2 separate regions of the Homo sapiens genome follow, and region 1 is linked to region 2. Evidence: chromatin contacts called from ENCODE Hi-C or POLR2A ChIA-PET data. All regions are on one chromosome and are shown on one strand. The core of a region is the stretch at or near the end of the contact, and the rest is flanking DNA. Distances in the headings are between cores, read along the strand shown. Region 1 overlaps ABLIM1 (actin binding LIM protein 1). Region 2 overlaps AFAP1L2 (actin filament associated protein 1 like 2).

The links. Hi-C counts contacts between places; a loop is a spot of excess contacts on that map. ChIA-PET counts read pairs that join two places held with the same protein, here RNA polymerase II (POLR2A). Pooled maps may share reads with other maps.
Region 1: a pooled map shows a loop between it and region 2 (2.7-fold over the local background). The contact joins two enhancer-like sites. A Hi-C loop is called at or near these places in 2 of 50 pooled maps. POLR2A ChIA-PET finds 5 or more read pairs at or near these places in 4 of 52 experiments (HepG2, OCI-LY7, WTC11 and 1 more).

Annotation. Positions count from the first base shown.
Region 1 is chr10:114,540,544-114,546,762 of GRCh38, reverse strand. It overlaps ABLIM1 (actin binding LIM protein 1), which reads left to right. Exons shown (of 23, transcript NM_002313.7): 6 at 1,665-1,758. Among named protein-coding and RNA genes, the nearest start is that of ABLIM1, 110 kb to the left of the region's middle. RefSeq lists enhancers at 2,450-2,559, 5,031-5,210, 5,561-5,610. Within about 2 kb of position 2,287, at least 11 of the 41 ENCODE cell types and tissues checked have a DNase peak (open chromatin) inside an H3K27ac peak, as active enhancers do.
Region 2 is chr10:114,386,951-114,392,744 of GRCh38, reverse strand. The region is part of intron 1 of AFAP1L2 (actin filament associated protein 1 like 2); the gene reads left to right. Among named protein-coding and RNA genes, the nearest start is that of AFAP1L2, 15 kb to the left of the region's middle. Within about 2 kb of position 3,162, at least 4 of the 41 ENCODE cell types and tissues checked have a DNase peak (open chromatin) inside an H3K27ac peak, as active enhancers do.

The DNA.
Region 1 (6,219 bases), core at 1,038-3,537, 150 kb before region 2:
CATTTCCCCAACCACATGAAATCACCTATTCGAAAATATTAATGAATGTAGTTTAAAAATATAGTGAAACAAACAAGCAAACAAAAGGTTGCTTGGGCCCCACCCACTAGAAATCTAATTCTACAGGCCCAGGGTAAGGCTGAAACACCTGCACTGAAAGGGCAAGAAGGCTGGGTGCGGTGGCTCATGCCTGTAATCCCAGTACTTTGGGAGGCCGAGGCAGTCGGATCACCTGAGGTTGAGAGTTCGAGACCAGCCTGGCCAATATGGTGAAACCTCATCTGTACTAAAAATACAAAAACTGAGCCGGGCATGGTGGTGGGCACCTGCAACCCCAGCTACTTGGGAGGCTGAGACAGGAGAATTGCTTGAACCTGGGAGGCGGAGGTTGCAGTGAGCCCAGATCGCACCACTGTACTCCAGCCTGGAGACAGAGCAAGACTCTGTCTCAAAAAAAAAAAAAAAGAAAGAAAAGAAAAGGCAAGAAGCTCTTCAGGTGACCATTATGGACAAAATAAGACAGGTGCCTGGCTTCTAACGGAACATTGCAAGCTATGCGGGGGTGGGTAACTTGGCAGTCTAGGGTGGCACTCTATAGCTTTTCCATGCAATCACACACAGGATATAATATTTTTCCTGTGCTCCAAGGAGGTTGACTGAGCTGAAGGAGGCGGCCCTGGGCTCCGGAGGCCTCCTGAGAGCTGAGGAGGTGGTGTCTGCAGGCTGTTCAGAGGCTGTACTCTGGCATGTGGGCCCCTTGTAGGGGAATGAATGCTGAGCCCACATCTGACGGGCTCAGTGTTCTTGTTTTTTTTTTTTGTTTTTTTTTTTTGAGATGGGGTCTTGTGCTGTCACCCAGGCTGGAATGCAATGGTGCGATCTTGGCTCACTGAAACCTCCACCTCCTGGGTTCAAGCAATTCTCCTGCCTCAGCCTTCTGGGTAGCTGGGACTTACAGCTACACCTCACCACACCTGGCTAATTTTTGTATTTTTTTTAAAGTAGAAACAGGGCTTCCCCATGTTGGCCAGACTGGTCTCAAACTCCTGACCTCAGTTGATCCACCCACCTCAGCCTCCCAAAGTGCTGGGACTACAGGCATGAGCCACCGTGCCGGGCCTCAGTGTCATATTAATAACTATATGTATTATATACATTAACAATATTTTATAGCTTTGCCTTTATTGTGGTTTTAATGAAATTGTCGCTAGTGTTTTGCCTTCAGGTGTGATATTGCCTATTGATTTGCCAGTATCTTCTTCAGGTTCATTAACACCATTCTTTCTCTGGTTTATTAATTATTGTTATGTGGGCTCAGTGGGCTCAGTACTCCTACGTGCCCAGGGGGCCTGTGGAGAGAGAATGCTGCCAGGCTTTCTGCTAGTTAGCTCTGAGACAGTAAAAAATCGGCAAGGGTGACCATATGGCGACATGGCTGTTTCGCCTGTGTGGCACCGAGAGCCGCAGAGTGCTCTCTGGATCGTTTTGTTTGTGGTTTTGATCCTGTCTGGCCAGGTCTGACTGGATTGCCAGGCATGTGAACACTGGGCAGGGGAGAAATATGTCCTGCCCTTCTGTGGAAAGGCCTTGGAGAAATGTGGTTTTGGTGTCTTCTCCAGCCCCTGGCCACCTCCTCAGGAGCCGAACACGTTTTTGTCTTGCAGGGATGGTGCTCCGTACTGTGAAAAGGACTACCAGGGACTCTTTGGGGTGAAATGTGAGGCGTGTCACCAGTTTATCACAGGGAAAGTCCTGGAGGTAAGTGGCAGACCGGCTCCCTCATAGCTACCGCCATCTTTCTCAGCGGCCCTCAGAAACAAACAAGAGGGGACCCTTTCCCACCTCCTCCATCTTTTTTTCACCTGTGGAGAAAGAAAGTAGTCGCAGGTGACTATTTTCAAGAATTAAGGTGCTGCACTCTCCTCAAAGGCTCACGTGGAAATTAGAATGATGGAGAATTTGCACAGGAAAAAAAAAAGAATGATAAAGGTTCTGGTAGGAGTTATGTAGGACAGGCTATATTAGACCATTTTCATTTTTAGAAGTTAGACAAGAGTAAATGAAAAGGGTGTGAAATCATGTGTGTATACATCCATGTGTGCATGTGTGCATATGTCTATGCATGCATCTGTGGGCGTGTGCAGATTCAGGGAGCAGAGGCTCAGAATGGAAGCTAAGAAAGGAAGGGTGGGGGAAAGGTAGAGGCATTGGCTTCCCCAAACTTCAAAAACCACATCCTGTGTGACCCAGAGCACCCTGTGGCCGGGGCTGAGCTGAAGCCTGTCAAGTTCAGGTGCAACCGCCTCCAGCTAGGGAGCTTTCTTCCTGCTTTCTCAGCAGCCGCCACACAGGCTTCTGCCTCTGGGCTGAGCCAGTTCCTCTGGGGTGAGACACAGAATTCTGGGGCCAGAGTTCAGAAGGAGTCGCTACCCTACTTCTCCCAGGCCTGTGGGGTGTCAGCCAGGTCCAAGGAAGAAGTAAGACTGCCTCATCTGTGGCCCACCTGCCAGCGTGGAGAGTATGGCCCAAGCAGAGGTGGGTCAGGAAGCCCCACAACTAGGGGGATGACTACAGGTGCTGCAGCTTGTCATCTTGCTTTGTCAAGGACCAGGCTGCTAAATCCACGGAGCCATGTTCCACCTTCCCAGCAGGGCACGTTTCAGAGACACAGACACAGATCTGAGGCCCCCCTCCCCGCCACCATGGTGTTTCTGGGCTGTGCTGTCTCTTCCGTGGGGTTTCACAGCAAAGGCCCAGTGTAGCCCCCTAAATCCCACTGTAAACCCTTTCCATGAAGCACAGAGGGGCCAGCATTGGATGTGTGCTGGGACGTGGGCAGCTGATTGCATTTGGGAGAGAAGGGTGTGGTTGTGGTCAAATGCAGTTGCCTCTTAGCCCGAGGAAGAGGGTTCTGGGAAGAGGGAGCAATACCTGCAGAGGCTCAGAGGTGAGGAAAAGCACAGGATACATAAGAAACGTCAGTTGGGCACCGATGTGACAGATGATGCTGGAGAAGTGGGCAGGGTCCCAAGAGTCATATTCTGGAGTTTGGGTGTTACCCTAAAAGCGGTAGGAAGCCATTGAACTGCTTGTAGCTGGAGTGTCATGTGATTAGACCAGGTTGTTGTGTAAAGAACGTATGAGAGTTCTCAAATCTATGTACGCACGCGTTCACAGCAGCCCTATTCACATCAGCCGAAAGGTAGAAACAACCCAATGTCCATCAGCAGGTGAATGGATAACAACATGTGGTGTATCCAACTAGTGGAATATTATCCAGCCTTGAAGCAGTGCTGCCAACCACAGGATGAGCCTTTAAGTAAAAGAAACCAGCCACAAAAAGCCACATATTGTATGATGCCATTTATATAAAATATCTAGAATAGGTAAATCCATACAGATAGAAAGCAGATTGGTAGTTGCCAAAGGCTGGGGGAAGGGGAAATAGGAAATTACTGCTTTATGGATACAGGATTTCCTTTTGGGGTGATGAAAATATTTTGGAATTAGAGGAGGTGGTTGCATAGCATTGTGAATGAATGTACTAAGTGCCACTGAATTGTTCACTTTAAAATGTTTAATTTTATAGTACGTGCATTTCAGCTCAGATGTTTTTTAAATGGCTGGGAAGGGAGTTGGGGTGGAGACAGGCCAGCTAGGAGGCTACTACAGAACTTTGGGCACAAAATGATGGTGGTGCTAGCTGGAGTGGAGCCTGAGAAATGGGCCCCCACCCTCCGCACACACAGGAAGGGTGGAAAGAGTTCTCTCATAGCCTTTCCAATAAAGCTTTAATTATTGACCCAAGGACACTTCAAAACTAGTGTCTTGACCAGGGAGAAAGAAGCATATCCCCAGGAAGGCTGTTGGAGAAGGTGGATGGGACCCACCTGATGGGGAGCTTGGAGTCCGAGCGGTCCCATCACAGCGCTCAGAGTGTGATGCACAGGAGGTTGGTGCCTCCCCTCCTGGCCCTGAGTCCATCCCTCATCCCTCCCCAGAGAGCTCTTCTCAGAAGTGCCCTGATTGGGGCCTGACGCCATTTCCCTTGGGATTCCTGAGTTTGATCTCTTGTGGAGGACTGAAATAAACCTGTTGAGTTGGGGCAACTTGGAAATTTCCTTCTCCTCCTCCTTCTTCTTTCTCTTTCTTTTTTCTTCTTCTTCCTCCTTCCTCCTCCTCCTCGTCCTCCTCCCTTCTCTTCCCTCCTCCTCCCTTCTCCCTCCTCCTTCTTCCTTTCTTCCTTCTAATTTCTTCTTTCTTCCTTCTTCTTTCATCTTTCTTCCTTCTTCATCATCATCTTCTTCTTTTCTTTTTTTTTTTTCTTTTTTCTTTCTTTCTTTTTTTTTTTTAGAGACAAGGTTTTGCTCTGTTGCCCAGGCTGGAGTGCAGTGGTACAATCATACCTCACTGCAACTTTGAACTCCTGGGCTCAAGCTATCTTTCTGCACAGCCCCCTGAGTAGCTGGGACTACAGGTGCATGCCATCACACCCAACTGATTTTGTTATTTTTTGTAAAGAACGGGAGTCTCACTCTATTGTCCAGGCTGGTCTCTAACTCCTGGCCTCAGGCAATCCTCCTGCCTCAGCCTCCCAAAGTGCTGAGATTACAGGCATGAGCAACCAAGCCTGGCCCTCATAAAAAGAAACAATAGAACATCAGAATGATTTCCCAGATGTCCAGCTGTACAAAGAGAGACGAGAAAATACTGAACGTGGTCCCCACATTTGTGACAGCCGTGTTTGCAGTCTTCTTAGTCCACATGTGGAGCTGTGTTCCCCCAAAACATGCTGGGGAGGGAAAAGGGCTCTGTGTGTGTGTGTGTCTGAGTGTGTGAGTGTGTGTGTGTGTGTGTGTGTGTTGATTCCCTTCAGATTTAGCTCAACAGCTGTGGGGAAGAAAATCTAAAATAAAGCTAGATCCAAGAACATGCCATTTGGAAGAAACATGTGCTTACTCTGTTTTCTGCTTCAAGACCTGAGTCATTTGGCATTCACTGTGGCTGCAGAGACCTCTTCTCAAATTGGCTTCAGGTTTCTGTGAAGGCCGTTTTGTGAGGCCTAAGACTTGGAGACTTTCCATGCGGGGCTTTCAGAGTTGAGGCGTCTGGGAGTAGTTTGCACCATGTTCAGCCTCCACCCAGCAGACGTAGTCCTTAGATGGGCGTGTGAGCTAGAAAAACGTCCTGCAGGGTTATCACACTGACGTGTGACAGCTTGTGAGTCGGTTTGGCTTGGTTACCAACACAAAGCAGGACGGTCTCCACACACTCCTCCCTCGGCCTCTCATGCTTGGGTCTTGGTGGTGGTGAAATATTGTGATGGTGGATTTGTTGTAAATACTGTGAACCTTGGGGTTTTGTGGGTTTTTTATATTTATTTTATCCACAGATGAATTTATTTTATCCCTTTACAAATGTATTAGTTTTCTGTGTCAGCTGTAGCAGTGGTGGCTTAAAGCAACAAGCTTAAACAGTTCTTGAGGTTCTTGAGGTTAGTTCTTAAACTGAGTTCTGTCAGTTCTTGAGGTTAGACGTCTGAAAGCAAGGTGCAGGCAAGGCAATGCTGTCTCTGAAGGCTCTAGTGAAGGGCCTTTCCTCGCCTCTCCCAGTTTCCGATGGCTCTGTGTGTTGCTTGACTTGTGGCAGCCTCCCAATCTCTGGCTTTGTCTTCACATCGCCTTTTGCGTGTTGTCTCCTTTTCTCTGTTACAGTTCCCTCTGCCTCTTTCCTGTAAAGCCACTTGTCATTGGATTCAGGGCCCACCCAGATAATCCAAGATGACCTCACCATCTCAAGATCCTTTGCTTAATTACATCTGCAAAGACTCTTCTCCCAAATAAGCTAGCATTCACAGGTTCCAGGGAATTGATAGGGAGTCTCTTTTGGTGATGATCGGGTCACCATTCAAGCTGCTTGAGTAAGCCTGGGAAATCATGCACGTATCATCCCAGCGAGGCCTGCAGACCCTGTGTGGTTTTAATTTAACACTCACTGAGCCCTAAGAGGACCCTAAGGCCTCTCTAGGTGTGGTGTCACCAGAGATGCCACCAGACACCTGAGGGACCTTTGAGAAAGAGAAAGGTCACTGGACAATGATAGAGAAGAGACGCTCCAGGTCTGGCTGTGTCACTCATTCCTGAGTGACTTGGGGCAGGTTGTTCAGCCTCTTGGGGCTGTCTTCATTTCCCAGGTAAAGGGACTAGCATGTAACCTCCA
Region 2 (5,794 bases), core at 1,913-4,412:
AAATAACAAAGGTGGTCACATAGCTTGCAGCAAATATTCTCCCCAAATGGCTTTTAAAAAAATTACCATTATGAGTGTGAAAATGGTTTAGATTTAGGAGGAAACAGCTGGCTGGCAGCGTTCCTGGTGAGTTCCTGGATAAGATTCTGTGGTGTCACTAATGACTTTATTCGGTATATTTCTGACACAAGCACCCTTGAGAGTTGGGGAATTTTGTGGCTGAGAACTGAGGTGAAGGAGGGAAAGTCCTAATTTAATTCAGGACAATCCAGACCTGTCCAATGGATATCTCTTATCCACCTTGATAGTTTAACTTGGATGCACACAAACCCTTTTTCTTTCTTTTTCCCTTTCTTTCAACAGGGTCTTGCTCTGTCACCCAGGCTGGAGTTCAGTGGCACTGTCATGGCTGACTGCAGTCTCAAATTCCTGAGCTCAAGCCATCCTCTGACTCAGTCTCCTGAGCAGCTGGGACTACAGGTGCACACTACCACACCTGAATAATTTATTTTTCATTTTTTTGTAGAGGCGGGGTCTTGCTATGTTGACCAGGCTGGTCTTGAACTCCTGGCTTCAAGCAATCCTCCTGCCTCAGCCTCCCAAAGTGCTGGGATTACAAATGTAAGCCCCTGTGCTCTTCTTTCTAGGATTCTGTCTATGGGTTTCTCTGAGACTTCAATACATTGCTATCCTAGCTAAGATAAGCCTAGATTTCTTGAGACCCCTGAACCAGGACCTGTCCTTGAGTGCAGGCGGCATCTAGGGCAGCTCACCAGTGGCTGTGGGGAGAGTAAGGAGGTGTGCTGTTCCTTGTACTGCTCTGGAGAAAGCCTGAGCCCCTCTGTACCTGGCTCATTCCTATTTTTCCAGCCTCTGCAGCCATTCCTCACTTGGCTCTATGCCACAGTCATACCGGGCTCCTTGTAGCTCCCTAACTTGGGCTTTTCCACGTGCTGGTCAATTGGTTTGAAATGCTTCAGGGCTGCCTGGTAAGCACGTTTGTCAAGGCTCACTGGGCCTTGACACCTTGACCCTGGCTGCCACTGGATCCCTTAACCCTCACCTCATCTTGTACAACCCTCATGGCCGTGGTCATTGTGTCTGTTGATGGAAGTCTATATTTCTAGTAGGCTGTAAGCTCCTTAAGGGCCAAGGACAGTATTTTTGGTGTTCACAGCACTAATCTCACGTGTGGTATATTGTGAGTAGTCCAGAAACACAAATTGGTTGGGCCCAGTGGCTCATGCCTGTAATCCCAGCACTTTGGGAGGCTGAGGCAGGTGGATCACCTGAGGTCAGGAATTCGAGACCAGTCTCGCCAACATGGTGAAACCCTGTCTCTACTAAAAATACAAAAATTAGCCAGATATAGTGGCAGACACCTGTAATCCCAGCTACTTGGGAGGCGGAGGCAGGAGAATCGCTTGAATCCAGGAGGTAGAGGTTGCAGTGAACTGAGATCTCACTACTGCACTCCAGCCTGGGTGACAGAAAGAGACTCTGTCTAAAAAAAAAGAAAAAAAGAAAAGAAAGAAACAGGAACTGAATGAGAAATGTTTGCTGTCCTCAGGTTTTCTTAGAGTTGGATTACATCAAAGTTAAGGGCTCTGTTCACTGAGTGACACCCTGGACAAAATTAATAGGCAGCTGGCAGAAAGGAGAGAGAGATTTACAATGTCTAAAAGCTGTTCTATTAACATTTAGGATATACAAGGCACATTAACCAGAAAAAGGCATGAATGTACATAGTAAAGACAGTGAATCAAGGGTATGAACAGGAGTTTACAGGTCAAGGAAGCTGCCAAAAGGCTGACAAGTATCTGAAGAAATGCCTGGGCTTCTTTAGTCATCAGAGGCAGGTCAACCAAAACCACCACCCAGTAGACTGGCAGAAATGAGAAGGTGGCACAATGCCCCATTTTCCCAGGGACGCTGGGTTCAACCATCTTCATGCAGAGCTGAGGGAGTATAGGCTAGTACAGCCAGTCTGGAAGGTAGGATTTTTTTTTTTTTTTTTTTTTTTTGAGACAGAGTCTCGCCCTGTTGTCCAGGCTGGAGTACAGTGGCGTGATCTCGGGTCACTGCAACCTCCGCCTCCCAGGTTCAAGCGATTCTCCTACCTCAGCCTCCTGAGTAGCTGGGATTACAGGTGCGTGCCACCATGCCTGGCTAACTTTTGTATTTTTAGTAGAGATGGGGTTTCACCATGTTGGTCAGGCTGGTCTTGAACTCCTGACCTCGTGATCTGCCCGCCTCAGCCTCCCAAAGTGCTGGGATTACAGGCGTGAGCCACCGCAGCCGGCCGATTTTTCTTAATTGCATTGAAGATGCACTTACCATACGATCTAGCAATTCCCAAAGAGATGTCTGCATGGGTCCATAAGGGGGCAGGGTTGAGGATGATCTCTGCAGCATTATTTGTCATGGTGGAGAATGGGAAGCAGTCTAGGTGTCACTTGGGAGAGGGAACAGGTGAACTGATAGATACATGTCTTAGAGAATTATGCAGCAGTAGAAGCAATGGCTGAGATATACATCCAATGGCATAGATGAATCTTTAATACACAGTGCTGATGGAAAGGCAGGAACCAGAATAGGACAGTGGACAATAGCATTTACAGTCATTCAAAATTCACGAAGCAGTCCACATTGAGCAAAACACATACAAACGGAAAGGTGCATATTAGGAAGGTCATCGTTGTTGCGGGAGGAGAATGGGGTATGGGGAAGAAAAGGAAATTGCATGAGTTTGCTTGTAGCCTATTGTCAATGCCAGAAGCCTACAAATAATTCTGACTTGGAGCAGAATTTGACATAGTGAGAACAATACCAGAAGCTCAAGCCATGTGCTGTGAAAGGATGGGGAGGAGACTCCCCACCACCCCTCACCCTATGGAGGAATCATGGGAAGGTCATTTTCCTTCATATTAATTTCTGGACTGTCCAAGAAGTTCTCATGAAGCTGTGATAACAGACTATCCCTACGTTTGACTCTAAAGCTTGCATTTGACTGCGAGGGCTGTAGTGGTGGTTAGCAGTCCACCATTGTCACAGAACGGGGGAGATGCATGAATAAGCCTGGGGTGGTAGGGCTGGCTTTTCATAGCTGTGTATTTTTTCAGTCACCTCCAGCCATTCTGAGTGCCTGAGCTCTTAGTCATCCTTGGGTTCACATCACTAAGTACAGGTCATGGCTGACAGCCAGCGTCCAAATGTTTATCACACTGAGTAAAATGCAGTGGAATTAGATTTTTCTAGTACCTGATGGATTGGACACAAGATCGCTAGACTCTGAGCTAGGGGGTTCATTTTGCTCCTCTTCACTTAGGAGATTCACTCAAAATCAGTGTATCCAAGCATGATACACTCCCTCTCCCCACTTCCCACCCTGGGTTGATCTGATCTGGACAGAGTTGGCCCCTGATCTTTTTTGTTCCATCATCTCTATTTCTACTTGAAATAATAGTTGCTTTCTTTTTTAAAAAAATCCTTTTTTGAGATTCAGAGGTCCATGTGGACCAGATGACCAGAGTCCCTGTTTGCCTCGCATTGTGTCCTGCCTGGGCCCCAGAGGCAGGACCTGGTGCTGCCTGGGGTCTCGCAAGTGTGGGCAAGAGAAGAGCTAACCCTTTTGGATGTGGGCTCAGGGTGTGGGCAGCAACTCCAATTGCATTTAAAGTCAGTAACTAAAGCTTAAGTCTTCCGGAACATAGAAATAACCCCTGAGGTTGGCACTGGTGGTGTCACTGTTTTCCCAGCATTCTTTCTCATGCCCTGGATGTTGCTTATTGATGCCTCTTCCTTCTAGCTGTTCTTCATCCAACCTGTCCATCCTTTACTGACAGTGTTCAGTTTCTGCCCATGTCTCTGAACCTGCATTTCCAATTTCTGGGTCCCTTGGGATATTGATATCTTAAGTGAGGGGACAATAGAAATCCTCATTTCTGTTTTCTCAAGCTCAAGTATCAGCCCCAGGGTCCCTTCCAGTTCAAAGGATGTGTGATTTTGTAATGAACGTGCTGATGTCCTTAATTAGCCCCTTTAAATGGGAGAATATCCAGGTATTCACACAATGGACATTTTCTAAGCTTTACTTTGTGCCAAGCATTGTCTCAGTGCAGAGGTAGGCTGGACACAGTACTGACGAGGCCCCTGTCCTGATGGGGCTTGTGTTCTAGTGGAGGAAAGCAGACCACAAACATGCAAGCACCGTTCTAAAACAGGTTCATTTCAGAGAGTAATGAGTCAACGTGAAGAAAGAAAGCAGGATGTTGTGGGAGTAACTTGGTGATGGTGGGGGGTGGTGTCCAACATTAGCCTGGGGGTGATGGAGAGTCTCTCTGGGGAGGTGACATTTGGGTTGAGACCTCAGGGAAGAGGAAGAGCCTGCTGTGGGGAGAACCAGGCCCAGGCAGTGGCAGTTGCAAAGGTTCTGAATGGGTGTGTGTGTGTGTGTGTTCATGAGGGCTGAGAGGAGCTTGTCATTGAGAGGGAATGTAGAGAGAGATGAAATGGGAGAGCAGGATGGTGCGAGGGAGCTTTCATGCAGTGAAACTGAGCTTCCCCGCCACCCATCTGAGTGGCCACTGTCCCTTCCAAATGGGTAAGTCACCGCCAGGTAGACCACCTTGGATCCATCTATTTTCCACAGGAAAAATTTGAGCATATCCTAAAATAATATCCTCCTTCATCTTTCTCCCAAGAGGTCAAGGTGCCACAAACCTATTGTAGTTGTCCACTTTTCACTGAAGGGGGCGCTGGGATGAGAGAGGACATGAAGGATGCCTGTACTTACTGGGGGTAGGGGTAGGAAAATTGCCTGAGATCCCTGCATTGTGGTCCCGTGTCCTTCCCACCAGGTAAAGCCAAGGAAGGAAAGGAGCTTTTTGATCCCTGACCTACCCAGAGTCTTCCAAGTGCTTCCTTCCATGAGGCATGAATGCTTCATCCCCCACTGTTCAGACTGTCTGAGGTCTGTGTTTAGCTGTAGGAAATAAATACTGTTCGAAAGTTGCAGGGTGTGGCTTCGTGCAGATTGGGTTCATATCAGGCTTGGACATTGCAACCATGAGCAATTACTTACTCTTTCTGAACCTCAGTTTCTTAATCTGAAAAGGGTTGATAGCTTTTTCCTTGGGGATTTGTAGGGTTGGAGTGAAATTTTGCCCTTAGAGAGCTTGGCAGTAGGTTCAGCACATGGTCAGAGCCCCGTAGTGCTAGCCAGTGGTGGTGAAACAAGGCATTGGGCTGTATGTGCCATGGGTCTGCCATGTTTATTTCTGATGCCTACAGCCTTTGCTTTTAGTAATGCTGCCATTAGGTTCTATGTGGGGCAGGGGAAGCTGAATCATGAAGGAGAGCTGTTTCCTCTTTCTGACCCCATCAGTGTGGAAAACGTACTAGTCTTTTATCACCTGAGCTTCAGTTTCCCCCATCTGTAATAATCACCACTTTCCTCACAATGCAGAATGCTGGGAAGATCAATGAAAAACTATGCATAAAAGTGTTTTGAAAACTGGAAATCACTGAACAGATGTGTAAGATGACTCTCCACCATTGCATCAGGAATTGCAATTCCAGGCTGAGGGAAGCCTGCAGTGCTACCATAGCTATTGCTAATTTGCTCCTGACTAATGATCAGTTCTAGAGTATTTATGGCCAGAAGGCAGACTCCCCTGGCCATGGAGACCCAGGGTTGGGTGGAATTGTGTTTGGGATTGGCTGACGAGATGAACAATTAGATACAGGATCACTTGGACAGGGAAGTGAAGGCTCAGTAAGGGATTCAGTCAGG